Linked DNA regions of Mus musculus: region 1 is linked to region 2. The links are chromatin loops, found by intact Hi-C in ENCODE. Cell type or tissue: left cerebral cortex. All regions are shown on one strand. Links, peaks and the distances in the headings refer to the core of each region. The heading gives the core; the rest is flanking DNA.

The links. Hi-C counts contacts between places; a loop is a spot of excess contacts. Peaks named below come from ENCODE experiments on the same cell type or tissue, not always from the same donor. Only the 100,000 strongest peaks of a DNase experiment are listed, where the experiment ranks them.
Region 1: a loop joins it to region 2, with 3 times the contacts of the local background. A loop is called at or near these places in 4 of 42 quality-filtered maps.

The regions. Positions count from the first base shown.
Region 1 is chr8:23,404,254-23,420,729 of GRCm38, forward strand. Sfrp1 (secreted frizzled-related protein 1) reads left to right here and starts at 7,249. Exons shown (of 3, transcript NM_013834.3): 1 at 7,249-8,075; 2 at 13,077-13,154. The coding sequence starts at 7,532. It overlaps Gm30370 (a long non-coding RNA gene), which reads right to left and starts at 60. Exons shown (of 3, transcript XR_378804.2): 1 at 1-60. In left cerebral cortex, for the core only: no CTCF peak of the experiment used is centred there; DNase peaks (open chromatin) are centred at 7,180 and 7,869; H3K4me3 peaks cover 1,559 bases.
Region 2 is chr8:23,250,983-23,267,458 of GRCm38, forward strand. Golga7 (golgi autoantigen, golgin subfamily a, 7) reads right to left here and starts at 6,098. Exons shown (of 5, transcript NM_020585.2): 1 at 5,692-6,098. The coding sequence starts at 5,802. Gm39141 (a long non-coding RNA gene) reads left to right here. Exons shown (of 3, transcript XR_870246.2): 3 at 325-2,002. In left cerebral cortex, for the core only: a CTCF peak has its summit at 6,737; DNase peaks (open chromatin) are centred at 3,593, 5,175, 6,153 and 6,684; H3K4me3 peaks cover 2,250 bases; H3K27ac peaks cover 1,241 bases.

The DNA.
Region 1 (16,476 bases), core at 3,517-11,516, 150 kb after region 2:
TCCAGCACCTCTTCTATATTCCAGGAGGCCTCTGCTCAAGTCCTTCAGGAGGGCGGCAGACATCCGCCAGCCTGTGAGTAAGGGTTATGTAAATTAGCACATGGCCCGAGGCATGCGCTCTGGAGTTGCGCAGACCCCTTGGTGTGGTGCAGTGTGGGCAGATTTATGGCCCTCCCCTCCTCTTCACTTTCGCTCTCTGCCAAGAGCGGGATGGTCAGCCTGGTTTCCTCAAGGCTAGTTTTTCCTGCTCGTGACATCCCTGAGCCCTGAAGCTAGAGCTAGAGATGACCTGAAGCTAGGTGTCACACCAGGGAACACCCTTCTATCGGTTCCCTTTCCCCTCTCCCAGATGCTGCTGCTGGAAGCTCCCAGGACACCCACCCTCCTTCCCTTTGTGCCATCTGTGTACTAGCTCCTGTTGTATAGGATGCTGCTTCTGGGTCTGTGTGCCAAGGGCTCGGGCAGGATTTCTGTCCAGGAAACTCTTATCTTTGCCCAGAACCAGCTGCTCTGCTCATGACCACCCACCTCCCATCTTCTACTGAGCAACCTCTTCCTTGGGACAGACAGTGGCAATGGGGGTAAAACTGCTGCACACAGGGAGACTCCGAGGAGTGAAGAAGCCTGTATAGAAGGCTTCCATTCTAATGTCTTCACAACAACCTGTCACCATAGGATTCAGATCTGGGGGATAATTTTCTTTCCTGAAAACAGAGGAAACCACATGAGCTACTTACTCATACTTACTTCCTTGGTCCTCAGAAATCTTAGCGCAGCATCAGGCTCAAGGGCAGTGTTTCACCAAGCCTATGGCTTTCTCTACCTTCACATCTTCTCACCAGGATGCAGGGCCTGACTGTATGTGGTACAATGTTAGGAGCTGGAATGCAGTGACTGCTGGCAAAACAGACCAAAGTCCTGCTCTCTATAAACTCATAGCCATGCAGCAAGTCCTCAGAAGCCAGCAGCTATGCAGGGTAGACATGGGTGGGTGCCTTGGATGCCTAGGAGAGATGAGAGAAGAGGGAGGGGGAGAGGGAGGAGGGAAAAGAGGAGGGGAGGGAGAAAGAAAGGGATTGATCTGACTAGGATTAGAGTGGCCCAGGAGGCACTTGATGGAGAAAGGGTCAGCCAATAGGAAGCATCACTAGAAAGAGGGGTGGGCGGGGCTGCCAGACAAAAGACAGGGCACCCAGTGAAATCCAAATTTTAGATAAACAAGAAGTGCATTTTTAAAATATTTTTTTAAAAAAAGAATTATTTATTTTATGTATATGAGTACACTGTAGCTGTCTTCAGCCGCACCAGAAAGGACATCAGACCCCATTACACACTGCTGTGAGCCATCATGTGGTTGCTGGGAATTGAACTCAGGACCTTTGGAAGATCAGTGAGTGCTTTTAACCACTGAGCCATCTCTCCAGCACAAGAAGTGCATCTTTTTTCAAAAGTAAAAGTATGCCCCAAATATTATGTGGGGCACACTTACACTGCAGATAAGACTTGTGGCTTATGTAAACTTCAAGTCTAACTGGGCATCCTGTTTTTATTTATAAGTCTGTGGACCATTAGAATAAATGCACAGACAAACAACATTCCCGAGAGGTGGGGGGGAGGGGGCAGAGGGTGGCAGGATGTGAAACCGGGGGACAGCGCTTTGAAGGACGTGCACTGATGTCCTAATACAGCTGGGCTCTGTCCTGCAGATCTTGGATGAAGTCAACTACTTCATCCGAGGGTCACCGAGGACTTAAATCATAGAAATAGTTGACTATTTTATTTCCATTTCTTTTCTTTTCTTTCTTTCTTTTTTGTTGTCTTTACAAATTTGTGTCTAAATTGTGCTATTTAACTCCGATTTCTGTCTTTCTTTTTATTATTATTCTTTCATCTTTTTATTATTATTCGTTCTTTTTTTTTTAACAGTTCAGTCGTTATCCCCCTCCAGGTCTGCCTCTGACTGTTCACCATCCCACACCTCCCCACTTGTCTCTAGGAGGATGTCTCCTCCCCACTCCCCCACCCCTCATGCCACTATACCTCCCCACTTCCTGGAGACTCAGGTTTCTCCAGAGTTAGGTGCATCTTCTCTCACTGAGGTAGACCAGGCAGTCCTCTGCTGTGTGTGTTTTGGGGGCCTCAAACAGCTAATGTATGCTGCCTGGTTGGTGGCTCAGTGTCAGAGATCTTGGGGGGACCCAGATTAGTTGAGACTGCTGGTCTTCCTATGCAGTCGCCTTCTTCCTCAGCTGCTTCTAGCTTTTCCCTAATCCAACCACAGCGGTCCCCAGCTTCTGTCCACTGGGTTGGGTGTAACTAGGTGCATCTGACTCTTTCAGCTGCTTGTTGGGCCTCTTGGAGGACAGCCATCTGTAAGCATCAGCAATAGTGTCAGGCCTTGGAGCCTCCCCTTGAGCTGGATCCAAATTTGGGCCTGTCACTGAACCTCCTTTCCCTCAGGTTCTTCTCCATTTTTGTCCCTGCAGCTCTTTTAGACAGGAACAATTCTGGGTCAGAGTTTTTGACTGCGGGATGGCAACCCCATCCCTCCACTTGATGCCCTGTCTTTCTACTGGAGGTGGGCTCTATAAGTTCCCTCTCCCTACTGTCTGGCATTTCATCTAAGGTCCCCCCTTTAAGTCCTGAGAGTCTCTCATCTCCCAGGTCTCAGGTGCATTCTAGAGGGTCCCCCTCTTCCTACCTCCTGAGGTTGCTTTCTGCAGGACCTCAGGGAACTCTGATTCTTTATGAAAGATAGTACTTTAGCTCACAGTTCATATATTTGTAAATGGATTACAATAAATAAATGAATAAAGGTGTCTAGGTTCAATTTGACAAAGACCCCTCTGGAGAGTAGGGAAGATTATCTTTGATCAGAGAGGCAAGGATAGTGACCATAACCTCTCGCCACAGGTGAATGGCTAATGATGTCTTTCCAAGACCACAACTGGGGTCAAGGTAGAAAAGAATGCTATGCAGCCTGAGGGGAAGTAATTACTGGGAGTGAAAATTCCCCTACAGGGAAGGAAGAACATCCTAGTGGAGTGCACCCACAGGGTGGCTGTGTCCAGATGCAAGATGGGTTGATAGTAGCAGTGAGATCTGCAGCTGCTCCAGCTAAGAATGGTGCCAAGGGATGGATACATTGGGATGGCCTTGGCCCTGACCCCCTTCTCCTCTCTTATCTCCATCCCACTGAAATCCTTCTGTGCCATAAGTCCCTGTCCAACCTTCATGCCTTTGTGTGTGACCCTTGGCATTCCATCAGAATTGCTTGCACGCACATCCATGGGAAGTTATTTACTGGAGGACTTATAGATGGCTACAACGCCCGAAGGAAATGACACTGCTGCTTTAGTTGCCCATAGAGCCTCTGGGAGGAGACGTCATGGCCCCTCCCCCATCATGATGAAATGTTGATGGGCCCAGTCCTGTGCAGTTAACCACAGCTGCAGTGGGTGAGTCCACTGCTGTGGACATGGAATGTCCAAAAGATGCTGGTTTGTGTCTCCCCATCCTTTGGCTCTTACATTCTTTCTGCTCTCTCTGAGATGTTCCCTGAGTCCTGCAGGAGGAAATCCAGCTGTCCTGTTCAGGGCCAGGCACTGCATAGTCAAGACCTGGTATGAGTTTCTGAGCTCACTGCTACCTGCTGCATAAGGAGTTTCTCTGACAACAGCTGAGAGCAGTACTAGCCCATGGCTATAAACATGAGTATTTAGAGAATAGTTTGGCATTGTGACTGTGATGGTTTGTATATGCTTGGCCTAGGGAGTAGCACTATTTGGAGGTGTGGCCTTCTTGGAGTAGGTGTGGCCTTGTTGGAAGGAGTGTGTCACTGTGGATGTGGGCTTTAAGACCCTCATCCCAGCTGCCTGGAAGCCAGTCTTCTCCTAGCTGCCTTCAGAACAAGAGGTGAGATGCTCATATAAGACTTGCCTCAGTCATGGTGTCTCTTCACAGCAGGAAAACCGTAACTAAGACAATGACCACTGAGCTAAGTAACAGTAGTAGGTTCCCTTTTAGAACCTCTGACCTCCCTGTCATGGTCTTCTCATAGGTTCACAGAACCAGGCTTGACTAAACCTTTAAGATTATTTCCAGACTTTCCTACATACACCGAGGGACAAGTCAGTTGGTAAAGGAGTCAGGAGATTCAAAGTTACTCACTCACTCAAAGGTAGACTAGGGAAGTCTGTCTCAGGACATAGTCCCGTGTTTCATGGTATCTCACAGTGAGTACTGTGTAAAGGCATTCATATATGATTGGAAGTGTACCTCATATCATCCTGGATAGTGATAATTCAATATTTTTTTGGGGGGGAGCAGGGTTTCACTGTGTAGTCCTGGCTGGCCTCAACCTTATAGGGATCTGTCTGTCTTTGCTTTCTGTGTTCTGGTGCCACTAGGCAGACTGAGTGTTCACACCCTGTGCTTTATAAGTAGCAGAGCGGCTGGTCACAAGCAGCTGAATGAACATGTATAGTTTTGTATGGCAACAGGCTATTGTCCAGAGATACGGGGTGTGCATGTTGGGGGCATGACTGAGGCCATATAATATGTTTCCCAACTTAAAGGCTCACATTTCCAGAGAGGATAAAAGTTAATGGAATGGAAGATGAGCCACAGCCCAGGGAGCACCCTCCTCTCCTAGTTTTAAGTTCTCTGTGTGGAAGGCACTGGGAGGCTTCTCCGTGATCCCGATCTCCTGTCAACTTCAAGACCAGTGGATGTCCCCTTAAGCCGTGGTGAAGCAATGGAAAAGTCCTTTCCAATTTTCATGTATGGGCACCTCACTGTGTGGGAAAACCCAGAGCTTTCCCAAGGTGAGAAATGAAAGGCAGGGTACAAAGCTATACTCTGTTCCTGCTCACCTAAACTGTTAGGGCTGGAAGAAGCCAGGGCATTCTCCTGGTCCACAGTTCCGAAACTCTGAAGCCAAGGCTTCTGGGAGCGGCTCTAGGACAACAGCATTTTAAACACCCTTTGTTCTAGAATTTTCTCCCGGGCATATACTATCAGAGAAGGGGAGATTAGAGTTTAAAGTATGAGAGATCTGCTGACCTGAAAACTAGGGAGTAGGCGCAGACTGCCTTGGCTGACACTGTGCTGTAGTGTGGTCTACAGGGACATTCTCCATCTCAATGCGATGGACATCCATCAGTGGGATCAAGACTCAGAGGCCTCCCTTCCCAGCTGGACCTTAGGAGTCAGAAATACACAACTACTAACATTCCTTACCCAACATGATAGCTGTGCCCATAGCTTAGCCCCAGAGGGCAAAGCATAGTTGTGACCACGGGGGGGGGGGGGGGACGACGACGACGACTACGACATCTAAGTCAACAATGCTGACTGGACATAGGTTAGTTCTTCCTAGAATGGATTGATGAAGACCTCCAAAGCCACCAGAGGTGGATTCACTTGCACTCATTCCCAGCAGGGTAACAGAGGATAGACCCACATCCTTCTATTTGGGAGAACTGTACACAGGTGAGTGAGGGGTGAGTGGGTTAAATCTTGAGACTACGTTAAAGTAGAGGGCAAAGGCTGTTTATCTACCAACATGAATATTTCCAGTGAAGACGCGAACTTGGAAAGAATTTGAACTCAGAAAGAGGATCTGGTCTGGGGAGAGTACCAGGACCCTCTAGCAAGCAGTTCCAGCCCTGACTGCCACTGAATTGAGACACAGTTGCCTAGTCTCCTGCCCTCTGTGCTGGCTGAAGAATGTGATTCCTTAGCTCCTCGGGGAGGAGAGCACTGCGGGCTGTTTCTTGATTAACCCTTGGCCATCCACAGTCTTGCTCCGCATGGACTTTCTCCCTTACCCAAATGTGCCTGTTTGGTTTGGGCATCTTTCATCAGCCTAGGAAGGACAGGCATGTTGACCGCCTGCTGCAGCTGCTTCCCGCAGTAGAGTCACAGCATCAGCGTGTGTATGATTGCTTTAAGAAGGGATCCCCGCATCTTTGCAAGTTCCGGAGCTTTTACTCGGAAAGGAGAAATTGGGTCTATTGAGTGGAAAGCAAGACTCCCCAGAGCTTTATAAACCAGCCGCCTGGGCCAGCGGCATCTCCCACTGTGTTGGGCTTTGCAACTAGGAGTGGCGACCCATTTGCCACCCAGTACCGCAACACACTGCATCCTCTGCTGCCCCTCCACCCACTATGAAGAACACAGAATGAGGTGATCCAGAGAACTTCTCCGGCTGCTTGTGCGGTCTCCTCTCTACTCTAGATCCCACCCCTAGCTCTCTGAATGTAAGGGGAGTATTTGGAACACTCAAGCAATTCCCAGGAAGTGAGTAGTGGGTGTGTGTGGTCAGGGGTGGGGGAGGCTAGAGGACGACTTAGTTATTCTTTCTTGCCTGGCTTCTGCCTTATGCGGGAGGGGGTGACACACCTTTGGTTTTTGACCTCTGAATTAGCATGTGTATCTTGAGTTGGTATCCACCCACCCAGTACTGCTGGTATTTTTAGTGCTTTGGCTTTCTAATCCACAAACGCGTCTGTGTGTGTGTGTGTGTGTGTGTGTGTGTGTGTGTGTAAGTTTGTGCACATATGTGTTGTCTGCAGAGCTGAGACTTGAGTAGGGTCTTAAAAACATCGTTTAAAAACGTCAACTGTCCTTGGGAGCTAATACCCACATGATCAGTGCTCTTCTCCGCAGTGAGCCCCTTTCCCGTTCTACCTTCGGTCACCTGGAACACAGCCACAAACACCACCTTCTCTTAGTCTTTGCAAAAGCCCAGACTCCCCGGGAATTTAAAAGAGCTCCCTAAATTCAGCCTGCCCATCCGAGCAGCTGGGAAGCAGCTAAGATTAAAACCGTGGAGCGAAGGGCTGCTGGTCTGTTGCGTTGTTCCTTGGAACTAGGAAAAGAAGTAGAAAAAAGTCTTCACAACTGCATCAATTTGCAAGTATTATGAAGAGTCCTTTTTTTTTTTTTTAAACAAACCGACTCACTCTAATTACAGCGTCCAACTCCGACTCCACCCACCCCGCACTTCTAACTACTCTCTCCCTTTTGCTTTTGCCTCCTTCGAAAGTACTTGCTTAGTTTTTGGTTTTGCTTTTTAAGGGGTGTTGACCTGGGTCTAGTTCTAGTAAACCGATCCTTCTGGCCGGCGCGGCGATTGGTTAACTGCGCGGCTGACTGACGCGGTGTGGAGAGCGGCTCCCGGCAGCGCGGAGCTGATTGGCTGCGCGCGGGGAGATCCAGGGCTCGGCCACCCGCACACCGCGCATTCGAGCTGCAGCGTCGCAAGTAGGTGCAGCAGCCCGCAGCCCGCCGCGCCTCTGCGAGCCGGGACAGCACTCGGCCCCGCGCGCTCCCCGCCCCGCGCCAGCCCCGCCGCGGCGACCTGCTGCAGCGGAGGACCCCATCGATCGGAGACCCGGGGAGCAGCGCGCAGCCGCCGAGCCGGACGGGGCCCGGCACTGCGCCTTTGTCCCCGGAGGCTCCGGGAAGTTTGCAGCGGGACGCGCGCGTGAAGGCAGCGTGGGCAGCCCCGACGTCGCCGAGCAACATGGGCGTCGGGCGCAGCGCGCGGGGTCGCGGCGGGGCCGCCTCGGGAGTGCTGCTGGCGTTGGCCGCCGCTCTGCTGGCCGCGGGTTCGGCCAGCGAGTACGACTACGTGAGCTTCCAGTCCGACATCGGCTCGTATCAGAGCGGGCGCTTCTACACCAAGCCCCCGCAGTGCGTGGACATCCCGGTGGACCTGAGGCTGTGCCACAACGTGGGCTACAAGAAGATGGTGCTGCCCAACCTGCTGGAGCACGAGACCATGGCAGAGGTGAAGCAGCAGGCCAGCAGCTGGGTGCCGCTGCTCAACAAGAACTGCCACATGGGCACCCAGGTCTTCCTCTGTTCGCTCTTCGCGCCCGTCTGTCTGGACCGGCCCATCTACCCGTGTCGCTGGCTCTGCGAGGCCGTGCGCGACTCGTGCGAGCCGGTCATGCAGTTCTTCGGCTTCTACTGGCCCGAGATGCTCAAATGTGACAAGTTCCCCGAGGGCGACGTCTGCATCGCCATGACCCCGCCCAATACCACGGAAGCCTCTAAGCCCCAAGGTAAGGGTATGCCTTCCCACGCCCGCGAACCCCCGCGCCCATCCGCACTGGCCCAGGGCTGTAGAGGGGGAAAGCTCAGGAGCCGCGCACCGCAACCCGCAAGGTGTGCAGACCCGATCCCTAAAGCTTCTGGGAGGCCCAGGCATCGCTTGGCGCTTCTCCCGCTCCAGGTACTCCCTGATGGCTGGTGAGCCTCGGCCGTGGGGGGGGGGGGGTTGGGGGGGGCGAGGGGAGACCTGGAGCTGCTCTTCCTAAGCTCCAGTCTGGCGTTTTCCATACCTGAAAGAAAGCAAAGCTTAGGTTTTAAATAAAAGGACGTCTATCTCTTCAGAGAGAGTGCGGTGTCCTGTTCCAAAACTGTTAACATCCGAGACAGACACTGCTCCCTTGGAAAACCACTCGCTCAAACTACAACAACAAACAAACAACCCCAAACGTAAGACGGAGGGATTTATTTTCATAAGTTTGTAATTTTTTTCTCTAAAAACAAAACCATCAACAAGAAATCCTCTTTGCTCAGCTTATCTTCCAGTCGTGTTGCAGATCTGGAAGAGGAAAGAAGTTTAGAAAGCGCAACTTCTCTTTCTTCCCCTCTAAATTCAGGCAGCAACCTTGAGTTTAGCAAACCAAGGGGGATGCAAAAACCTCTGGTGCCCCAGCCTTGCTTACCCCCTGCTTCTCTCCTTCACACAAATCCTTGGGTAATTAGAAAGATAAAAATGTAATTAGCTCATTGTTTATCTCCTCCTGGAAGGGTGAGGACCTGCAAATTGGGTGCTGCAAATACTGAACCCTGGGGGGCCCGAATTTCTCTTGGGAACCCTGTATTTAAAGGGAAATTTTCATGTGAGAGGGAAAAAGAAAATCTGGAGACTCAAACAAAATCAAACTAGAAACACACACAGAACTCATAGCTGCACCACAGCATGCTGGTGGTATGAATCCTGACTGTGTTCATTCCTGTGAGGCGAGCCTTAGGAGTATATAACATATATTCTTGTCCAGTGGCCCTTGTCACAGAAGTGGGCACCTCCTGGCCATTTCTGAAGGGGAGACTTTACTTATCTTCGAGTGTTGAGTGTCTTGGCTTTCTGAAGCAGGGTCTTAGTCTCTTGGTGTTCAGCCCAGGCTGGTCTTGAACACAAATTCCTCCTGTTTCAGGCTCCTCAGTTCTAGGGTTACAGGAGTGCACGCACTGCCAAGTGCCTCTTGTTGGTGCCTCATTTTGCTGCCCCAGAGTGAGGACTGGGGTAGGCATGAGGAAAGTCTGAAGGCTCCTATTCATTCTAGGGAGGAAGGTAGGTCCAAAGTGATTGCCCTTGTCTGGCGTGGGCCCCAGCCTGTAAGGTAAATGGTAGCCCGGGGCACCTCTGTCCTCAGGGCTGGTATGTGTAGCCATTTGGGATGGCTCACTGGGGGCTGAGCATTTCCCTAGGCCAGCACTGTGCTTTCAATCCCCATTGAGCTGTCCTCCCCTCCTACCTCCTCAGCCCCCTGCAGACCTCAGCTTCCTTTCTAGCTCCTGCCTTCCCAGAGAGCCTGTGGCCAACTTTGCTTGAATTCTGTCCATTCCCCATGGCCACTGATTGATTACCCTTTGCTGGGGCCATTGGTGGGCTTAAAGTGGATGGATGCCTTGTGAGAAACAGTTTTGTGTAAAGGGTCTGATGTTTGCGGGCAAGAGGACCAGATTGCGTGTGTGTGTGTGTGTGTGTGTGTGTGTGTGTGTGTGTGTGTGGTGCTGTTTCTGAGGGAGTGGCCACACAAACAAGTGCCTCCAAGAGATGGGCAGGGCAAGGGTACACTCACCCTCTACTCATTTATGGATGCCTCTGTGTGGTTCCATGTATCTGTCTCCTCCTTGTCCCGTGCTCAGATGGAGGAATTCTTTGTTGAATCAAGGTGTGTGTGTGTGTGTGTGTGTGTGTGTGTGTGTGTGTGTGTGTTATCTGGCAGGCTTTCTCTGGGTAGGCTGGCTTTCTCTTAAGTGATTTTGATTTCCAGAGAGACATCACTAGGAAGGTGTCCTGCACGATGGATACGCACTTTTGCCCCTCAGGACTGTCTGTCAGTTGAGTGTAAGCTGTTTAGGGAAAAGGTTAAGACAGATTACACTACTGGTCCTCAAAACCTTAGGCTGGTGGCTCTGGAACAAGCAAGCCCTGGGACTTTGGGATGATAGTAAGTTCCACACAGGTGCCTTGTTCCGTTCCTCGTCTATCCTGTATCCCTAATACGGAGATCTAAAATTTCAACATAGCACTACATCTTCGAGTAAGCTTGGACACAGGTTTTGGGAAGATAGGCAAGCTCCTTGTTATTAAAGGTAAGTCCAATCCTGAGTAATGAGCCAAAGACTTTTTTTCCTCCCTCTCTTTCAAACAGTGGCTGCTCCCGGTACCCTAGCTTCTGTCAGGAAAAGCAATTATGCCGTCCGTCCGTCCGAGGAAACTGACTTTTAAGTCTTGGACATACATTGCATTCATTTAATAAATGGTCGCTCTCCTTCCCTGCCGGGTTTCACTGAGTTGGAAGAGCGAGCCTGTCTTGTTCGGTCCTGTTGTTTAGACACGCTGTGCATTAAATCAGCCAGGTTAAGTCACAGACTGGAGAGGCCAGGGGCCCTCATTTCTCCCTCACTCTGTTATGGTGCTTCCTCCTCTCTCCTTAGTGAGCCAGGGAAAATCAATCCCCCTGCCTCCCCTCACCCCTCTCCCAGCTCCTCTCCCCCACTCTCTCCCTATACACATTGATTTTTCACAAAGCAATCTTAGTCCTGGCTTCAGCGTTGGCCTTTCCCCTTCCCCTTCCTCATAACCAATAAGGAAACACAAAACCTTTAAGTCTTGCATTCGTTGGCTTCACACTTTACCGTCTTGATTCGGTTTACCTGTCCAATGGAAGTCTCAGTTGGTTGCTTCTGTGAGGCAGCCATGCAGGGCCCCAGACACACACAAGGGGCAGAGATTAATATTGCATTACACACTCTCCTCTCTCTAGCGAGAGCTGCTCAACTCTTGGCTGGAAGTACTGAGAGGACGGAAAGCCATGTTGAGAATACACGGTGATCCACCCATCACCCTGCACCCCCTGGCCCCCAGAAGCCCCTGAGAGTGCTTGCAGGCTGGGCTCAATCCACAGGCTGAAACCTCCTGTCCTGTTGGAGTGCAGAGCCTGGGAATGCCAGTAGCGTTTTGCGGTGTATGAAGGAGACCTAGAATGCCTTGTTCAATGTTTTATACCTTGAACGTTGCAATGTGATAACTTCTACTTGGAGAAGGAGAAGGAGAAGGAGAAAAGAAGAATAAGAAAGAAGAAAGAAGAAAGAAGAAAGAAGAAAGAAGAAAGAAGAAAGAAGAAACAGCAACCACAAAAAACAGAGAGGAAACCCAAACACAGAGTTTATTTTCCTATTATAGGTCACTTGGTTCTGTCTACAACTTCCCTTCCTTTTTCTTTCTTACTTTACATGGAAAGCAGATACCACGATGGAGATTTCTGGGAAAGAGGTTTGCTTGTTTGTTTGTTTGTTTTTATTCAGAAACGTTACTTCCAGAACCCAGTCACAAGCTCTGGTGTATTTTCAACATCTGGCCCAACAGAGGCTTGCATAGTTTGTACTGTGCTTCCTTCTGCTCCTAAACTTTGAAAGGCAGCTGCCAGAGTGTGGTCCATGTGGGAGAGAAACTGGCTGATACACACTGGAGATGTGTTCCCAGCCTTGGAGGGAGCGGGCTGGGGAGCGGCAGGGCCTGAGGGTTCCCATTTCACAGCCTGAACCCTGTGTGTGTGTGTGTGTGTGTGTGTGTGTGCGCGCGCGCGTGCGCGCGAGCGCGTGCAGGGGGCGGGTGCGGAGGGGGAGGGATCAGAGCCAGTGTTGGTGAACCCATATGGGATGGGAAAAGAAAGTCCCAGTGAGCAGAGGTGTTCAGCACACCGAACCTCCCTTTGGCTTCTGTTTTAGGGTGACTTCCTTTCGGCTTCAGCTAGGGTCTGGCCTCCAGTGACCATGGTGCTGAGAGTGGACCATGTTTAGGCTTTCTAGACCATCAGTAAGCTGGACATTGTTTGGTAGACAGTGAACAGTGAGGAGGAGGAGGAATTCCACCCTTGGAGGAGTCTCCTATAAACACATTATCTCTGCCCTTCCAAAGAGGCCTCTGAAGCCCCTTTCTATGGGGGTCTAGCTGCCTCTCAGTGGCTTGCGGCACGCACGCACGCACGCACACACGCACGCACGCATGCACATACAGATTTCTTCAAAGCACTTCATGAAAAGACCATCCAAAGCGTTTCCTCCCTTGGCCAGCTCTGCCCTCCATTTGGTGGTGGCTCTTGCTAGTTCCTCCCCTCCTCTCCCCTCCCCTCCCCTCCCCCACCCCACAGCCTGTTCTTTTTGGAGTCCCTATGGCACTTCAGGGCCCTGAGCTTGAGTAATTGAGTATTGCTGTTCTCTTGGTCCTAGAGACCTGGTCAAATTGATGGGCTGTCTTGTTCAGAATCTGCAGATAAGGAGGGGCCAGAATCAGAGAGCGCTAGATAAAGTGGAGGACGAAGAACTAGAGACAGTTCCTGAGAAGATCTGTTTTGGCTTTTAAGCCAGCCGGGTTTGTATGTGTGTGTGTGTGTGTGTGTGTGTGTGCGCGCGCGCCACGTGCGTGTGCGTGTGTGTGTGTGTGTGTTTGTTTTTGTGTTTTTGTTTTGTTTTGTTTTGCTTTTTTTCCTTTCAGGTACTCACAGCAGCTTGGACCTGCCCCTACCTACCTCAAATAGCAGTAGATTAAATAACCGCCACATTCAGTGTATCTAGGCCGAAATGTTTGATGAAAGCATTCATCTGCCTCCACGTTAGGTTCTGAGTTCAGGACCCCTTCACTGTTACTCACAAGAAGCCTTTCAGGAGCCGCAGAAGACCTCTAGATCTTGTTAGCCTGGCCTGTTGTCCGGGGTCCCCATCACCATGGCTTACAGCTCTTGTTTCTGCTTGGTTTCTCTTGCTAGGTACAACCGTGTGTCCTCCATGCGACAACGAGTTGAAGTCAGAGGCCATCATTGAACATCTCTGTGCAAGCGAGTTTGGTAAGACGAAGTTCCAGCCTCATGGGGGGCTTTGGAATCCCTGCCTTTCCCTGTCCCACATCTCAACCTCCCCCCAACTCCCACCCCTGCAGACATAAGCCAATGAGAACATCTTGTTTGAGCTTCACATCTTCCGCCTCGTTCCTCTTATTTTCTTTCTTAGGCAAAATGAAGTCTGTCTAGGCAGAGTAAGCATGGACCATCTTTTGTCCATGGCTGTCTTGGAACTCACTCTGTAGACCAGGCTAGCCTTAAACTTAGAGATCTGCCTGCCTCTGCCTCCCAAGGGCTGAGATTAAAGGAGTGTGCCGTTATGCCTGGCTTGGACCATCTTTCCTTAAAGTTAGACTGCTTATGCCTCTGTGTTTTAGATTTTGGGGAACCTTCTTTAATGGCAGAGGGATGAAGACTTAGGGACAGGGATGAAGCTGAGGTGCTAGACTGTACAGTTCTCTTCACCTGCTGCGGAAGCAGCCCTGACTTGGCTCTTTCTCTATGGTTTGATTTTTATATTCACCCCTAGGTGTCAGCACTACTCTACCCTGGACTGAAATGGCCCCGGGGTGGGTGGGGTGCCTTCCAAGGATGTGACAGAGAGGGGCTAGCCTGGGCTAGGGAGCAAATCCAGGCCCCTCCTAGGATGGCCACTCTGGCCAACAGGAAAACCCAGTGACTTCTGACCTCTGAGGACATAAGTATGAGCTGTGACCTTGTGGAGCCCGCCCCCTCCTTCTCTTGGTCTCCATTGCTGGACGCAGAGCAGCAGCCAGGGCCAGGACCATTTTGCTGAAAGACAGATTCGGGCTGATGCTTGCAGTTCTAGGGTGGATTTCTCCTAGCTTCTTAGAAGAGAAGGGGTAAAGGTAGGTGACGTGAGTCTCCATGTCTGTCCAGAGCCGCTCTGTTTTCATTAACCTGACATGATAAAGCACAGAGCCAATCTGATTCTGTGAAGTGCTGTGCTCCAGTGAGCTCCACACTCGTGTGCGGACACTCGAAAGCCCAGGGAGCTCGTGTATCCCGGTACACATCTTCCCCTGTTCATGTGGTTGCTGGGGATGCCACGTGGGTTGTCAGGCTTGGTGACAGGCATCGTTCCTCACTGAGCCTATGGGCCACACATTCTTAAAAAACTATGTTTACTTCTGATGGCTTTAATTTTGTTATCATGTGTTTGTATTTGTCTCATTTGTTATCCAGAGGGCAATAGTATGTGTAAGAAAAACACCCGGTTTCTGCTACATTTTGTTGCTTGTGTAAGTCATACCCTTTTTTTCTTATTGTCTCTTAATTTTTTTAATACTTTTTAAAAACAGACAAACAAACAAACAAACAAATAAAAAACAGTCCTGGATATAGCCCAGGATGGCCTTTCACTGGCTATGTAGCACAGGCTAGATTCAGACTCTACATCTTTTTACATCTACTTCCCTATGTTGGGCATGCAGGTACAGGCCACCATACCATACACCTAGAGTTTTATTTTGATTTCATTTAAAATATGAGCAAGAAATTGGGTATGGTGGTGCCTATCTATAATCTCAGCATTTGAGGGTGGAAGAGGCAGGAAGAGCTTAAGTTTGAGACCAGTCTGGGCTACATAGCCAGGCCTGCATCAACAAGCAAGTTATGGATGGTATATGTGTACATATACCACAAAAAGTCGTTCCTGTCTTGATGTTAAGTATCTATTCTTGCCTCAGGAGGTGCCCCAAACTGGGCTCAGACCAGTGTGTGGGTACATAGCCCCATATTGTTGCAGCTGCAAGCTTTTTATCCACAAAGATAGACACCGGGTCCTTTCCAATGATAAACCTGGAAGGAAGAGAAACAAGAGGGTGAATAGAATCTGAGAGGAGCCCTGACATGAAGCCGTTTGTTCCATGGGGGAGGGCTGGAAGAATCCCAGAGGCTCCCCAGGAGGCCTAAAGAAGAAGTTGCTCTTCCCAAGTCATCTATCTTAGAGATGGTGAACCATAGTGCTCACATTTACCAGGTGCCCTGACATGGTGTGAGTCTGGGGAACGATCTCAGATGGAGCCCAGAGTGTCAGGCTCTGCCGGATGCCGCATGTTTGTGGACTTAATCAGGTTCAGGGACACGTGATAGAAAGCCCTAGAACTGAAGGAATGGAGGTGATTGGCCGGGACTGACTTCATGTGTGTGGGTTCAAGTCTTTATCTGTATGTATCCTTTTACTTAACATTTATTGAGCAGAATGAATTCTGCTGGCCACCGGTCCAAATATACCTACCTAGAATAAGTTAAAATTTAACTTTAGATTTTGAAATCCCTACTAGGCATCAATCCCCGATTTTCTAGGGAGTGGTGGTTTTCCTTTAGAGCAGAGGTTATAGGAATTAAAAGGCCAAAGCCAGCGCAGCTTTGTTGAGAAAGTAGATGTAGGTCCAGGATCTTTGTCTGGAACTTATCAAACCCAAATCGTCATTAATTCTCCCCACCCAGTTCTCTCACTCCCATCCCCAAATTTTGTCCCTTGGGGGTTTTGCAGATACATTTGGAAGTCAAGGGCTACAAGTCTTCAGGAGAACCTGACGTGGAAAGGTTGGCTTTTTAATGAAGGCAGAAGTCCAGAGGATGTGCCTCAACTTACTTTTGTTGGTCACTCCCCTACTGCAGTAGGTTCCTGCCAAGCCAGCAGCCCCCAGGCCAATGCTACTTAAAGGAGTGCCTCTTAATCAATAACCAGTCAGGCTCGGTGGTCCAGAGCGATGGGCTATTTAATGCCGTCCTGTAACTCTAAAAGTATTTTCTTAGGTTCATGAGGTCCTCTGAGACCTTGCATATGGTTTATTTTACGAAATCCACCCAATGATGCCGAAGGAACTGCCCTTCTCCCTTGGCGTACTCTGACTCACGGAGGGGCCTCTTCCTCTCCTATAAGATGGAAAACAGTGACTACAACACACAGGTGCCTGTGTGTGCACGGTGAGCACTGGATGTGCCAGGCTCTTCTGAGGGAGAGGAGAGCAGTTATTGTCTTTTTTGTTTATAAGATTTTTAGGAAATGATAAATAGGATATTCATTCTCTCTCTCTCTCTCTCTCTCTCTCTCTCTCTCTCACAGTGGGGACTGAGCTTAGCCCTGCCCTTTTGAGCGCCCCTGCAGAATGCAGCCTTGTTGAGAAACTTGTTGCTTAGCTCGGTTCATTTCAAGGAAGAGAGGCAGTCAGCCACACTGATGGGATTCAGTTAGAAAACAAAAGCTGCTGACAATGCAAGCTAACACAAGGCAAAGAATGTTTGACTCCCCACTCCAGGGATCAAGCTTTGTATTACGTGGCCCTGGTGTCCCCAGTGG
Region 2 (16,476 bases), core at 3,021-11,020:
CCTTGTCTTAAAAATCAAACAAACCCCAAAAGATAAGGCAAATAACTTTTCATGTAACTAAGTCCAGACCTCTGACACTAATACAATTACTTAGAGTTTAACTTTATCCATCTTATGGGATACTGGATATTGTGAAGGTTCAAAATACTACTTCTCTATACTCAAATTCTAATGATAGTCTTTCTAATCATGGATATTTGTATTCTGAGCACCTATAATGCTATGGCTAGTCTTTTATACATGCACCTCCTTAATTATAAGGGCACACAATTAGAGGTTCCTTTTACCTTGGAAGAGTATTTATTCATTTATTTTTCCAAACAGGGTCTCACTACATAGCCCAGGATGGCCTCATACTTGTGATTTCCATGCCTTGGCTGTCTGAATGCTGGGGTTAAGGTATGCACCACCATTTCCGATTGAGAGTCTGTATTCCTAAAACAAGCATCTGAACGCTGAGCAAAGACTACTTTAAGCAGAGCTGTCAAGTGGCAAGCTCTGTTGTTTTCTCGGGCTCCTCTTTTGCAGCAGCAGATTTTGTGACTTGATGCTCATATTACTGAGAAGAGCAAAAATCTCTAACTGACCCAGCTTCATAGTAAAGCCATCCCACCTCTAATGACACCATGACCCTACTTAATACTAACACACTGGCTATTTGTCTTGGAGAGATTTTAGTTAAGGATGGGCGATGTGTGTCCCAGAAACTGTATCACTAATTTCATGGCAAAGATGTAACACATGCTGCCCGGAGAAGGCAGCTGCCTTCCAACCACCTCTCAGGCCACGTCCCTGCATTAAGTGACAGCACAATTCTGCTGCTGCCATCCTGTTCCTTACTCCAGCCATGCCTTTGTCCTTCTTTTTGTGAGACAGGGTCTCATGCACTCCAGGATGTCTTCAAACTCCTTACAGAGCTACAGACAGAATGATGTTCATGTCCTGGTCCTTCTGGCGTCTCCATCTTTCAAGGATTAAAGACATAAACTATCACACCTCATTTTATGTGGAGCAGGGGACAGAACCCATGGCTTCCTGCACATTAGCCAAGGACTCTAAAAACTTATTTGTTTTTACTTTCTTCTTCTAACAATATTTTGCAGACTTCCAATTTCTGTTATCCTAGAATTTAAAATGCCCATTCGTAGTAGAGCATTTCATCTGACACGGCCCTTCTGACCCAGAGCAACGTCCTAGGCAAGCATTCTACACTGAGCCGCATCTCCAATCCAAGAAGTAAATTTGAGAGTAGATAGTATTTTATGACCCTGTCCTTGAGCTCTTAAAAGCTCTCAGGTCAGAAGCAGTTGTAATCGTTGTTTGCCCTTAGTTACCATGACCAGGGCCAGGTGGACAAGGACACTGAGAGCCGGCCCGCTTCCCACTATTTTTCTCTGACTCCAAGCCAGGGTCAAGACTGGTCACTGAGAGCTGGGCAGAGTGTACACCTCTAACCCAGCACCTGGGAGTCAGAGGCGGTTGAATCTTTGTGAGTGAGGCCAGGCAGGTCGTCATAGTGAATTTCAGTACAGTCTGAGCTACAGAGTGAGACCCTGTCTCGAAACGGCCATCCCCACACACATTTAAAGAAAAAAAGGTCACTGAGGACGGAAGCCATAATGCTCCTACCTTGAAAACAAGCACAGTGCAGTGATGCCTGAACTAACTAACGCTTCAGGTGGTCAGTGAGCATTGAACATCTAACTCTCATGGCTACTTCAACTGTCTGCAATCCTGTGATCTGAGACACTCTTCTATTGTTTACATTTCTTTATACAGTGTCATTCAGAAGAATGGCATCCAATCAGGATTACCTTATCTCTTCCAGATTAGAATCGCTCTTCTGGATCTAGAAACTGCTCTTTGAACTAGAAATACTAATTATTCTCAGAGTCCCACAGACTGCAAGATGGAGGCAAATCTAGGGCAGGTTAATAAACAAAGCTGTGGCCAGTTCTTTTTAAAGAATGAAGATGGAAAGGAATAAAGTCGTTTAAAAGCATATTACAAGAAAATTGAGTTTTCAGTGGTTGAGCATTTACTTAGCATGCACAAAGCCCTGAGCGCCAACCTTAGGGCATGTACTTATGCAGTCTATGTGATTGTTAAAAAGTTAATAGAAAAGAATGTGGTAGGAGCAAACAGTGCTAACAGTTATGGGCGCCATAATGTTCTGAGCTCTGGGTGTGCATACAGACAGTAGACCCCTAAGACTGTAATGGAACTGGAAATTCCTACCGCCTACTACCAGGGTCACCAGCAGCTCAATGCATCGCTCCCTGCTTGTGGTAATACCAGAACAAATAATCCTAATCGTCCACTTTGCAGAAGTGCAACAAAGACAGCCGGTACTTGGCAGCTGCAGTGAGTGATGCCGACAGTATGACACATCACTGCAACACATCATCTACACTACTGTCTACACACTGTCTACACTACTGTCTGCACACTGTCTACACACTGTCTACACTACTGTCTGCACACTGTCTACACACTGTCTACACTACTGTCTGCACACTGTCTACACCACTGTTTTCACTCTTCTGCACTGCACCCCTGCAGGCCCACACTCAAGGCTTGTGTAAATACAGCGTTAGCACAATAAACTGTCTCTGTGCTATATATATATATATTTTTTTGTAATACAAGAAAATGATTTTATTCTAATTTTTAGTTCCAGACAGCTCACAAATCCACTGCCTCTGACAATACCCAGAGTATATGCAGATACACTCATGGCACAGCTGGGGAAACTTGAGGTTTCTCTACACAAACTATTCTGTTAATGTCGCTTAAAAATCCAGACTACATGATATGTCTGTGCTATATTTTAATGTGATCAAGTGACACAACTGGACTTAAGCTCTAGAGAAAAAATCCAGGAGTTTTAAAAATCTGTTGTGTCTAGGCACATTAAGATAGTCATCAGTCCTCCAAAGGTCTTTGGATAGTAATTCAGAAACTGTATTGGAAATTTGGAGATATGCAAAAATGGACCCCCCCCCCCAAAAAAAAAAAAAAAAACATGGCCCATGCTGGGCAGTGGTAGTGCATGCCTTTAATCCCAGCAATTGGGAGGCAGAGACGGGTAGATTTTTGAGTTCGAGACCAGCCTGGTCAACAGAGTGAGTTCCAGGACAGCCAGGACTACACAGAGAAACCCTGTCTCAAAAACCCAAAAAACCCCAAAAAACCAACCAACCAACCAACCAACCAAAACATGGCCCAATAAACACCATTTAAAATGGAATGGACCTAGGAATGGTTTTCTCAGAAGTTTTGTTTTTGATGAAATACACACTGCTGAAGCTAAAGCGATCACAAACATATCGTAAAGTCAAAGGTTATTCCTGCTGACTAGATTAAGTAGAATTCGTCTCTACTACAGTCCGTTTGGATTTTCTTCTCCCAGAAGACTAGGGGGACTAAAACATTGGCATTCTAGCTAAAACAACAACAAAGGTTCGTTTGAAGAACGACTGGGGCAGCTGGGCTCTCAGGCATCAAAGCATCACACTGTAACAGGCAGCGGAGTACAGTGCTCAGCTGACACAATTCTGTGCCCTCAAATAGCATGCGTGCATTTTTAAATATCATGTCAAATAGGACATCTGTGCATTAGTTTCTCATCACACTGGCGAGTGTGATGTTCCCACGGACTGAAAGCCAGACCTGGCAACAGCACAGCACAGCGCAGCGCAGCACAGCACAGCGCAGCGCAGCGCAGCACCACTACTTCTAGGTCAGCAGAGAAATAAGCCTCTCAACGCCCCATCACACAAAGTCAAGAGAACGTCAACGTATCATCAGCACATACCCATAAAAGCCTCCCCAAGTGGTTTACGTAAGTGTTTAACTCAACAGTAAGAGAGTCAAAGGCACATAGCACACACACACCACTACCCATTCTGCGGTTTAGCAAGTCAATCAAGTACCAATTTGGACGGCAGAGTTCAGCAGCATCAATTTCCTGTAAAGGTGTGTGTGACTACATGGGGGTTTTAAACCTAAGATTATTAAGGAAAGGTTCTACCATCCACAATGAAAGGCGAATGCCTGATGTCGCATATACGTGCCTGGCTCAATAAAGAGAGAAGTCTGACTTATAAACCAACAGAGGCCTTTAAATGGCATGTCACAAACAAGTCAATCAAAACCTGTTATCCTCTCCCTCCTCACTCTCCCTGAGACAAGAGTTTTGCAATGCAGTCCATACTGGCTTAGGACTCAGGATCCTCCTGCCTCTGGCACCTGGGCGCCAGGTTACAGGTGTCCATGACCACACACTGTTTACACAGTATCTTTTCAAAGCTTGCTTCATCTTTAATTTGCAGTTCAAGAAGGGCAACTGTGCCACTAACTTGCCAACAGCCATAAATCCCACTTAAGGAGAAGGTAATGAAATAAAGAATTTTCTAGCCTAACAATCAGTCAGTACTGGGATTGAAACCAGAGCCCCACACATCCTAGACAAGTGGTCTACCATTGAATTATCTCAGGATCACCACCTTTTCCAAGCTATTTCAGAGCATGGTCTTTTCAAACTGCCTAGGCTGGCCTGGAACATGCAGTCTTCCAGCCTTAGATTTCCTAGTAGCTGGTAGTTGGCCTGAGTAAGTATGTAGTGCTGGGGATAGATCCCTGGGCCTTCAACCTGGAAAAAACAGGCTCTGTGCACTAAGCCACACACCCAGCCTACAAACCACCCCTCTGATTTTAAATGGCTGGCACACATTTCTCTAGTACACACTCATCTCCACCTACCTAGTCCACAAGCAGCATTTCTTAGCCCCACACCCACACCATGCTTAATTACCCTCCAAGTTCCTCATCCTTCAGAAACTGATTTATGAACAGGAAATAGAATCTGAGTAATATCGCTGAAGAACAAAAGGAGGATCACATTGGGTAGACGAGTAGATTTTTTTTGTTTTTTTTTTGGTGTGGTTAAATCTGAAGGAATGGTACACAAATCTCATCTTTGTTTACAAGGTTGCCCAAAGGACCTCTGCCCCATGACCGTTTTGATATGCAAGGCAAACAGGAAGTTCCCAGTGATAATGACTGGGAGTCAGGGTTGGTTCAGCTACAAGTTCCTTTGCCGTTCCTGCCCGGGACCGTGTACGTTTTTCAGGTTCCAAGAAGGCCTGTCTGGACTGCCGAGCACATCCCTAATAAACCCTTTCAGCTGAACAGTATGACCAGCACAGTGACCACAGATACCAGTCATGACTATGACGCTGTCTTTCGCGTGTCTGAGGCAGTAGGATATAGGTTACCACAGGAGGTATGAGGTGGCCTGGAGTTCCAGGAATTAGCACCTCATCAAGATGTCAATAACTGAGTGAGTGTGTGTGTGTGTGTGAGCTTCAACCAGGTGTCAAGTACCGTGTGTGTGTGTGTGTGTGTGTGTGTGTGTGTGTCGGCATCCTGTTAAGGACACTCTTGGGTGGACTGCGGGCCAGCATCCTAAAAGTTCTATATGATCACTGTACTCTGAGCATTAGCCTTAGTGGTCTTTCTCCAAATACTAGACCGTACCTCCTTCGTATATCTTTTCCCATGAATCCTGACGTCTCATGCTCTCCCGAACCGTGAGACACTCCCTCCCGCTCCAGGGACTCTCCCCTCCCCAGGGCCAGGGGCAGGGCCAGGAGCAGGGCCAGGAGCAGGGGAAGCCGGGCTGCATACCCTGTTCTCCAGCTCCGCGGGGAACTTGGTCTGGAACTGGCAGCGCGTGCCGCTGCTGTAGTCTCGCTGAATGAACACCTTCCCGGACACCGGTGCCTGCTGCGGCCTCATGGCGAGGACAGGACCCGCCGCTCTGCGAGTTCGGGCAAGACACGGGGTCAGATGGCCGGCCTAGAGCCGGCTCTCCGGCCCGCCAGCCCTTCGGAGCCACCCACCGCCCAAAGACGCCCCAGGCCTCCCCCCTCGCCGATCCCCTTCACTCATGGCTGTAGCCGAGGGACTCCAAGCTACCCAAGCCCAGGACCCGCGCCCCCCCACATCCTGGTTCGGCCCTGGAAACACAAACCCGCCTCCTCGGCCCTCCAGCAGCTGTCGCGCCACCTCCGTCGCCGCTTACGTCCTGTCGCAAAAAAACCTAGCCTCTCCCGAACACCTTCTGTGCCGCACGTTGACACCCCGCCCCCTCCGGCCGTAAAGCGACGCCTCCGCGGCTGCGCGTTGCGGTGAGGTGCGCGGTGGCTGGGAGAGAAGTCTTCCTAGTGTAGGCGAATGAAACCCTTCCGGGCGGAAGAAGATGATGATGATGAGGTGGACGTGATCGGTGGATCCGGGAGTTCCGGGAAAGACGCCGGGGTTAGAGACTCGGAATTCCCTGTTGGTTGTGGTGAAGTGGTTTGTGGGCACAGGAATAGTTCCCTTCTTGATTAAGCGTTCCAGCTTTCACGTGGGCTAACCCACCTCGCTCCACAAAAACAACCGTCACTCTCCAATTCCAACAGACACAGATATTTACAACTACAAAGCGCACTACTGGGGATGCATTTGGCCCCTGGAACCCTCTTGAACGAGAGTGAGGAGATGGTATTCCTGTTCTGCATTATCCTGCATCCCTTCTCCAATTCTTCTTGAGGTGTTGGTTTTTTTCGTCCCAGAGACATGTACACCAGCTATACCCGCTTAGGTGACCCGACTGGACCAACAACAGTTCTCTCTCATTGGTCCCCACTTTACTGACTGTATCTTTGCAAGACATCCAGGAAAATCCCTATGCACGTCTGGTGGTGGCGATGTTCTAGTACAACTTTTTAGTATACTGATAATTGATTAGATACTTGATCAGTTGTCACGATAATTGATTTCTCTTTTGGGGTTTTAAAAATAGCATTAAAAAAATTTCCAGCATAGGGCGGGGGACAGGGCAGAGGTCGTCCACTCCCTGGTGATCTCTGAGTTCAAGCCCACCCCAGTTTACCTAAATAGTACCAGGCCAGCCAGATCGTCATGGTGAGACCCTGTCTCAAAAATGAATAGCTTTATCCCAATAAAGGGTGTATAGTAAACCCACTCATTTAACGTGGACATAATTTGTTAACTTCTACCACGTCCATGCCCTTAAACCATCAGTACAATCAAGATAATAAACACCACCTCTAAAAACTTCCTTACTCTTTACAGTCATACCTTTCAGCCATTCAGCAGACCCCCTTTGCCCAGTACTAACCTTTCTGTCACTAGAAACAAACTTGTGTTTTCTTAACTTTCACTTAAATTGAATCAGAGTTTTTCGTCTCCTTCTTATTGTATAGATTCTACTGAGATTCCTCTGTTGTGCCATACGTAATTTCATTTCTGTGACTTTCCCCATTTATTCATTCACGTACTGCCTCAGGGTTTCCATTGCTGTGAAGGGAAACCATGACCAAGACAGTTTTTTATTTGTTTGTTTGTTTGGTTTTTTGAGACAGGGTTTCTCTGTATAGCCCTGGCTGTCCTGGAACTCACTTTGTAGACCAGGCTGGCCTCGAACTTAGAAATCCGCCTGCTTCTGCCTCCTGAGTGATGGGATTAAAGGCGTGTGCCACCACCGCGCGGCTACAAGGCAGTTCTTATTAAGGGTAACATTAAATTGGGGTTGGCTTACTGGTTCTGAGGTTCAGTCCATTATCATCATGGTGGGAAGCATGGCAGCTTCCAGAAAGGGATGGTGCTGGAGAAAGAACTGAAAGTTCCAAAGGCAAACAGGACAAGACAAGCTTCCAGGTAGCTAGGAGAAGGGTCTTAAAGACCAACCCCAAAGTAACACAGTTCCTCTAAGATAGCCACACCCATTCCAGTAAGGCCACACCTCCAAATAGTGCCAATCCCTGGATCAAGTATACTGAAACCAGCACATTAGTTGATAGACAGGAAATTTCCAGTTTTAGAATTGCAAATAAAGCTTCTATAGAATTAGCCTACAAGTCTGTGTATGTTTTTTTAAAAAGAGGTTGAGATTTCAATTTATTTTTATTGGTGAATCCTGTAAAGGCATTTTTCCCTTTTTAATTTTATAAACTTTATTATTAACAGGCTTGCAAATAAATAAAGACAACACACACCAAAATTAGCCAGACCCCAAATCTATACAAATGAACTTCTATCCAGTTAGAAGTGACACCCAGAACAGAAGCTGTGGAGCTTCACAGTACGTTTTACACTTTTAGTATCTAATGTATCTTATGCACTTATTCATTACACAAAACAATAACAACAAAAACTAATTGTGATGGTTTGTATATTCTTGGACCAGGGAGTGGCACCTTTTGGAGGTGTCGCCTTGTTCGAATAGGTGTGGCCTGGTTGGAATGGGTGTGTCACTGTGGGTGTGGGCTTAAGATCCTCACCCTAGTTGCCTGGAAGTCAGTCTTCCACTAGCAGCCTTTGGATGAAGACATAGAACTCTCAGCTCTGCCTGCGCCATGCCTGCCTGGATGCTGCCATGTTCCCACCTTGATGATAATGGACTGAACCTCTGAACCTGTAAGCCAGCCCCAATTAAATGTTGTTCTTTATAAGACTTGCCTTGGTCATGGCGTCTGTTCACAGCAGTAAAACCCTAACTAAGACACTAATCATCATCATCTTCTTCTTCTTCTTCTTCTTCTTCTTCTTCTTCTTCTTCTTCTTCTTCTTCTTCTTCTTCTTCTTCTTCTTCTTCTTCTTCTCCTTCATCCTTGGTAGACTTAGGATAGATTCATTTTTCACAGTACCTTGACTTGGTTTGCAAAACACTTCAGTTAAAGCAACTAATTCTGTCTCTGGAACTACTAAAGGGTCACAGCATCAGGGAGGTTGAGAACCAAGGTTAAGAAAATGTCTCCATAAGACTCAGCTCCAGGGCATTTTTTCAATCAGTGATCAATGGCGAGGGCCCAACCCATAGTGGTTGGTGCTATCCTGGGCTGATGGTCCTGGGTTCTATAAGGAAGCAGATTGAGCAAGACATGATGAACAAGCCAATAAGCAGCACCCCTCCATGGCCTCTGCTTTAGCTCCTGTTCCAGATTTCTGTCCTGTTTGAGTTCTGTCCTAGATTCCTTCAATGATGGACCACTGCATGGAAGTATAAGCCACTTTTCCTCACAACTTGCTTTTGGGTCCCAGTGTCACAGCAATAGTCACCCTGACTAAGACAAACAGTAAGCACTTACTGCCACTGAACTGTCTCTCCAGTCCCTTCCCTCTGAAGTCTGGAGAAGTGTTTATGAATGTTTAGGTAAGAATACATCTTAATAGGTTCCATTGTTTAGTATGTGTACAGTAGTCAGTATTCTACCAGTGTACTGGAATATCTGACACGGGCTTCTTATGCAATAAAGAGCTGTTTATTTTAGACATGACTCTGGAAACTGGAGTCCAAGATTGAGTAGCTCCATTGGCTCAGTCCCTCTGCAGTAGATGGCACATCCTAAGGCAGTAGTTCTCAACCTTCCTAATCCCACGACCCTTTAACACAGCTCCTCATGTTGTGACCTTCAACAATAAAATTATTTCTGTATTATAATTGTAATTTTGCTATGGTTCTGAACTATAGTGTGTTTCTGATGGTCTTAGGTGATCCCTGTGAAAGGGTTGTCCAGCCTCTGAAGCCTGATCCACAGGTTGAGAACCGATGTTCTAAGGGAATCTATTCTAACCTGGAAAGCAGATGAAGAAGATGGGTCCTACAGTCCACTTTGAGGACACGTCTCCACTGACCTAAGAACGTCCCACAGGGCCCCATAACACCTCCCCATATCTTGAGGACCAAATCTTTACCTGTAGACCCCCGCCCCCACCCCCCTAGGGACACAACTCATTCCAAAACCATAACAGTGTGGTTTCCTCTCACTGAATTTGGGGATTTGTATATTTTGAAGAAAAGTCTTTCATCAGACACGTGGTTTGCAAACATTTCCCCCCTAGACTGTAGACACTGCCGTTTGCCTATCTTAGCATGATCATAGGCTTGAGAAAATAGTGTGCATGTGTCTTGAGGGCATTTTTCTGCCTACCACAAGTATGGATTGAAGCTCTCCAGTCCAGTAAGACTGCAGTTTAATTTGGTTAAGTGGTTTGTATTTGAATGGGGCTGCAGCTGGGCTGCAATTCTCAGCCCTCCCATCTCCTTTGCCTCTACAGAACAAAAACTTATTGTGCACCATCTTGACTAATTTTTTTTTCCCCGCTGTTACTGAGTTTCTGTGCTGTGGCTTCTAATCTGCTACCCTATCAGAAGTATTGAGAAAGATCTATTTCTTACTCCTGTATTCCAGACACTGGCCTCAACTTATGTAGTTAAGGGTAGTCTTGAACTTTTGATTTTCCTACCTCTGCCGCCCAAGTGCTGGGATTACAGGTGTAGGCTATTGCTAGGGTAATGGGATGCTGGGGCTTGAACCCAGGGCTTTTTGTTTGATAAACAGGCATTCAAGCGATTGAGAGACATTCTTCGCTGTTAAATTGTACATAGTAAACAGAGAGGAATATCGCTATAGAAGCATTAGGTTTCTAGGAAAATGAAGATTGAAAATGTTACCTGCTTGCTTCACATTCTGTACAGAAACCCTCCTCTATAACCTTTCCATATGCATCTGCATTCATTTTCTATTTTTTTTTGTTTTTTTTTTGTTTGTTTTTTGCTAGCTTGCCTTCAAACTGCCTTTTAAATGTGTGTTTATACCTACAGACAAATACCTTCCAGTCTTGACCAGAGAGGCTCCACTTTGTAGTGAATGCCAGGGAATTTGGAGACTCCTGGCTGTTTAAGATGCTGAGAATAAGTGACTTTTGAGTGCTTAATCCTAAACAGGACATGCATACCACTCCCAGAAGGCTCAGGGAACACTGTGGAAGAGGAAGAATATAAGAGCCAGGTGATAGGGAGAAAGGTTGCACAAGGCTATCTTCTGAGGATGACACAGTCATTGAAATAACAAACTCACACCAGCTGTGGTTGTAGGTGTGATTGCACAAGACTAGACTTGCCAGCAGTCAGGCTCATGAGGCCCTACCCCGTCCCTGGGGAACTATTAGTTATTGATGCGTGCTCGGGAGGATGAGTCATTGTCTTCTACTGCGTAGCCACTGGTGAGCCTGCTAGACTCCAATGATAGTTTTATACACGTGGGAATATATATATATACATACATACATACATACATATATATATCAGTTCTAATATATTCATTCTATTTGTTCTAATGAATATCTGTCTATCTATCTGTCTATCTATCCATACACCCATATGGAATTTATTAGAGTGGCTTACAGGCTGTGATCTAAGTAGTCTAACAATGGCTGCCTACTAATGGAAAATCCAAGAATCAGTTCAGTCCACAAAGCTGGATGTCTCATCTGGTTTTCAGCATATATATATATATATATATATATGTATATATATATATATATATACATATATATATATACATATATATATATATATATATATATATCTTAATCCCAAAGAGATAGGGTCTAGTGCCAATGAGGGAATAAAATTGTCAGAGAGAGTGAGAGAAAGCAGACAAAAAATAAGAACTTCCTTCTTCCACGTCCTTTATAGAGGCTACCAGCAGAAAGTATAGCCCAGATTAAAGATAGCTCTCCCTACCTCAAAAGATCTAAATTAAAGCTGGGTCTTCCCACATAAGTGATTTTAATTAAGAAAAATCCCTCACAAGTGTACTCAGTTGCTTGAATTTTAGTTCCAGGTGTAGTCAAGAAATGACATCCAAGAATAGCCATCACATTAATCTGTATTGTGTAAAACTGTAGTTTTCCAGGCTATACCTGTCCCTGAGAGACTGTTCTGTTTCTATCAACCTGCACCTAAAACCTCTTAAACTGTAGTGTATTCTTGTCAACTTACATTTATTCTGTGACTATATATGTAATAATATTTATTGGTTACTATGGAATGAAAGAATTAATATTAGTAATTAAGATTAAAATAAAAGAACTCCTATTTGTCTTAGTCAATTACCAGTGTAAGGTGGGGTTATCTGACAAATCATTGCCAGTCAAAGTACCTTATGAACCAGTTGTTATTCAACAAGTCCTGACATTGTGAAAAGACACAGATGAGTTCATCTGAGTTTATGGCACAGCACTTTCTTAGCAGTTCTCATGTCTCATATGAGTCCCTCTCCCAGTTACAGTCAAGTACCTATAAATCCCCAGAAACATTTAAAAAACGATTCCAGCCTTAACTAGTAATACTCTAAGATCACCTGTTACATATCACAGGGTAAATATATCTCATACCATATATGTATATATACGTGTATTTGTACACACACACACACACACACACACACACACACACAAGTTACTGAATGCCCTGAAAAAGAGTTAAAGAGGCTGTAGTATAATCTAAGGAGTTCAAAAGAAACTTTCCAGAGACTCAAAAAATAACTCTGTGTAGAGTTTGGCGATCTAGATAACAAACCCTCTTGGAGATCTGCTGGAGATGTTTGCTGCAGAGTCAGTTTGCTAGGACATAGATGTGAGTTGAGCCATAGAAGCAAGGTGTAGGATTATGAAGGGCATGGAGACCAAGGGTAGGACTGGGTCCAGATGGACAATCACGGAAGAATGTGTCTAAGAAGACAAACACAGCATTTGGAGTGGGCCAGGTCAGCAATGCGATTGTAGTTAAGATGAAGCACATAGGACATTTGGGAGTTTTCTGCCCATAGGTAGACCCATTACACACACACACACACACACACACACACACACACACACACACAGAGTCATAACAGGTCAGTGGAGGTTATTGCAATCACAGAGCGAGGTGTCTACCTATTTAAGGGGTTCAGGTGTTTTCATACTTTCTTTAGTTTGAAGTATTCAATACAGTCTTATTTTCAGGTTTTCCTGATATTTTCATATGTCTATGTGTTTATATGTTTTGTTGTAGTTTGAATGAGATTGACCCCATAGGCTCACATATTTGTATGTTTAGTCATCAGGTAGTGGCACTATTTGAAAAGATTAGGAGGTGTGGCTTTGTTGGAGTAGGTGTGGCCTTGTGGGAAGACATGTGTTACTCAAGGTAGGCTTTGAGGTTTCTCTCTCTCTGATTGCAAACCTCAGCTACTTCTCCAGCCCCATGCCTGTCTGCTGCCATGCTCCCTGCTATGATGATAATGGACTAAGCCTCTGAAACAGTAAACAAGCTCCCAAATGAAAAGCTTTCTTTTATAAGAGTTGTCTTGGTCATGGTGTCTCTTCACAGCAAATAGAACAGTGACTAAGATAGTTTCAATTTGATGAGTTTGTAGGCATAAAAGGTAGAATCCCTTTTACCTTGGGAGTAGGTTCTTTCTCAGTCTTTGCCCAGTGGGTTGTGCCAGACAGATGTTTTGTGTGTGTGTACAACAGGTGCAAAAAAGGAAAAAAAATCTTGCACTCAAAATAGAATCAAAAGCTGCTTATAAAATGGAATTTCTCTAGGCAAAGTCTAGAAACAACAACAACTACTACAACAGCAACAACAACAGCAACAACAACATTGTTGTGGAGTGATTATGAGCATGGACAGTCTATTTTGACACAGTCACCCTTGGAATTTCTTGGTTTGTGGCATTCCAATTCTTATTTCTGCTCTGTCTTCACACACATTTCTTTGTCATGTCTGTCTCCCTTGTGTCTTCAGATTCCTCTTTCCTGGAAAAGAACAGTTAACATTTGATTTAGGGTACACAGTAATCCTGACTTAACTTGATTATACCAGCAAAGATCCTGTCTCCAAATGAAGGCCTGACATTCTTGGCTTCTATGGAGTTTGGAACACCAGTCTAGTAAATCTACAGTTGGGTGAAGGAATTGATACATACTGAGTATTTGAGACATTACCTTAGGGGTCTGGAGAGATGGTCCAGTGGGTAAAAGCATTTACCATGCAAGTTTAACAAACCTAAAATTCAGATTTCCAGAATCTATATGAAAAGCCAGATGTGTGGTATATATCTGAAATTCAAGGCCTCCTATACAGAGATGGGAGGCTGTGACAAGACAATCACCAGGAAGTTCATTGGCCAACTAGTCTGGAGTATGTGGTACAATGGTAATAAACAAATAGAGACCCTGTCTCAAAAACAAAATGGGAGATGAAAACAAACTCCCAAAAGTTGTCTTCTTCCCTTTACAGGGATGCCATAGCACATGCACACCTGCATTCCACATGCACTCATGTGGGTACACGCACACACACACATACATATGACAAAATTGTATATATATATATATATATATATATATATATATATATATACTACATATACACACAGGCACACATGGAAAAATGGCAGAAGGGTTAGTTTGGTTGAGTGTTTAGAGGTTATATAGTCCAAGACATCATTGCTTTTAGGCTCTTGGTGTAGCACTGATGGTGGTGGGAAGTATTTGCAGAGAAGAGTTGGTTGCCTCATCGCCAGGAAGACACAAATGGGAAGGGGATGAATGTGGTGTCTCCCTCTACCTTGTTTGAGTTCACCCCCGTAAGACCTAAAGGCCTCCTACTAGGCTCCACCTCTGAAGGCTTCTTCTACATTTTAATGATGCAACGCTGAGGATGGGGCTTTACCAAGTGGATGTTCAAGAGCCAGACCAGAGCAGTGCTCATTGTCTGATTACTATTGGAGATAGACTCAACCATCCATATCCCCTCTTCATTCGACTATGTTAGGACTGAGGCTAAATACATTATAGGTGCAGTCTCCTGTCCAAACCTCCTTCTCGACCTCATTGTCTAGTAACTCCAGCAAACAGAGATTATAGCACAACTCTGATATGATCTCAAACCATCTACCTATGCAAGATTCAAAAGTTTCATCTAATTCTCTAATGGTTCAAAAATCCTTTAATAGCTTAAGGGATGAAGCTAACAGTCTATATTGTTGAAAATAAATTATTTCATTCTGTAGGCTTAGATTTTTCGAAACCTACTTTAATTATGGTTCTTTAATGCTTCAACCTCTCTTCTAGCCCAACACACACCAGAGAGGTTAAAAGGAAATGGAGGTGGGGGGAGGTTGTGGACATACTTAGAAATAGTTCTTTGGGGCAATTCCAATTCTTTGTTGACAGCAGTCTAGTCCACTACCAAAAATCAATAGCAGTGGCTCAATCCAGAAGAAACTGCGAGGCTCTCCTGATTGGCATGAATCTTAGGAAGCAGCAGGAAGTATTCAGAATGCCACCAGAAGTTCTTTGGTGCATGTCTTATTTAGGGTTTTACTGCTGTGAAGGGACACCATGACCAAGGCAACTCTTATAAAGGACAATATTTAATTGGGGCTGACTTGCAGGTTCCTGAAATGGTTTAGCCCATTATCATCAACATGGGAGCATGGCAGCATCCAGGCAGACATGGTGCTGGAGGATCTGAGAGTTCTACCTCTTGTTCCTCAGAAGCTAGGAGAAGACTTGTGGGGAGCGGGTGTGGCGGCAGTCCCAAAGGCGCCAGGGACTGCAGCTAAGTCATATGACTTGCACCTGACTTCCTCATATAAGACACAAACATCTTGAGTGCTGCGCAGGTGTACCAGGATACAGGTGAATCCAATTTGGTGGAGATTTGCCCCTGCTGCCCTGATTAGCTGAAGCTGCGTGCCTGGTGAGGTGGCGTGGCCTGCTGTGCGTGGATGGGAACTGAGAGTATAAGAGAGTGAGAGGCCCAGGGTTCAAGAGAGATATAAAAACAAGGGAGATATAAACAGGGGAGATATAAAAACAAGGGAGATATAAACAGGGGAGATATAAACAAGGGAGATATAAACAAGGGAGATAGATATAAACAAGGAAGATATAAACAAGGGAGATATAAAAACAAGGGAGATATATAAACAAGGGAGATATAAAAACAAGGGAGATATAAAAACAAGGGAGATATAAACAAGGGAGATATAAACAAGAAGAAACAGGACTGAATAAATGTGTGCAGAAGGATCCTGTAGCAGCGTCGTTCTTCCTGGCCAGTTGAGCGCGCGTAACAGTTGGTGCTGAGACCCGGGACGGGACGAGAAGACCCGGGACGAGAAATCCCGGGACGAGAAAACCTGGGACAAGAAACATCTTCAGGCATGAGTGAAGACCCCCTGCTACAGGGAGGATTCAGAACTGCATAACGGGGAAGAAGTGGTTAATAAAGGTTCCCGTAAAACAGACTGTTGAGAAGGATCCGGCGTGGATTCAGAACTCTTCAGCTGGGGAACGGTACTGATGAAGAGAAAGAAGAGAGATGAAGACTGAATAAACTGCTGTTAGAAGGACTGGTGGTCGCATCGTTCTTGCTGGTCGAGAGCAGGCGCGACAATTGGTGGCCCGTACGGGGAACCGACTCCCCCACCGAGTTCAGAACTTTCAGCAGTCAGTGGTTGCTGGCAGGGTAAGTTCACGGTGAGTGAAACTTGGGACCCCAGGAGTTTGGGAAGGACCTCGGATAAAATAGAGGTGAGCATAAAGTTGCCAGGAAGTAGG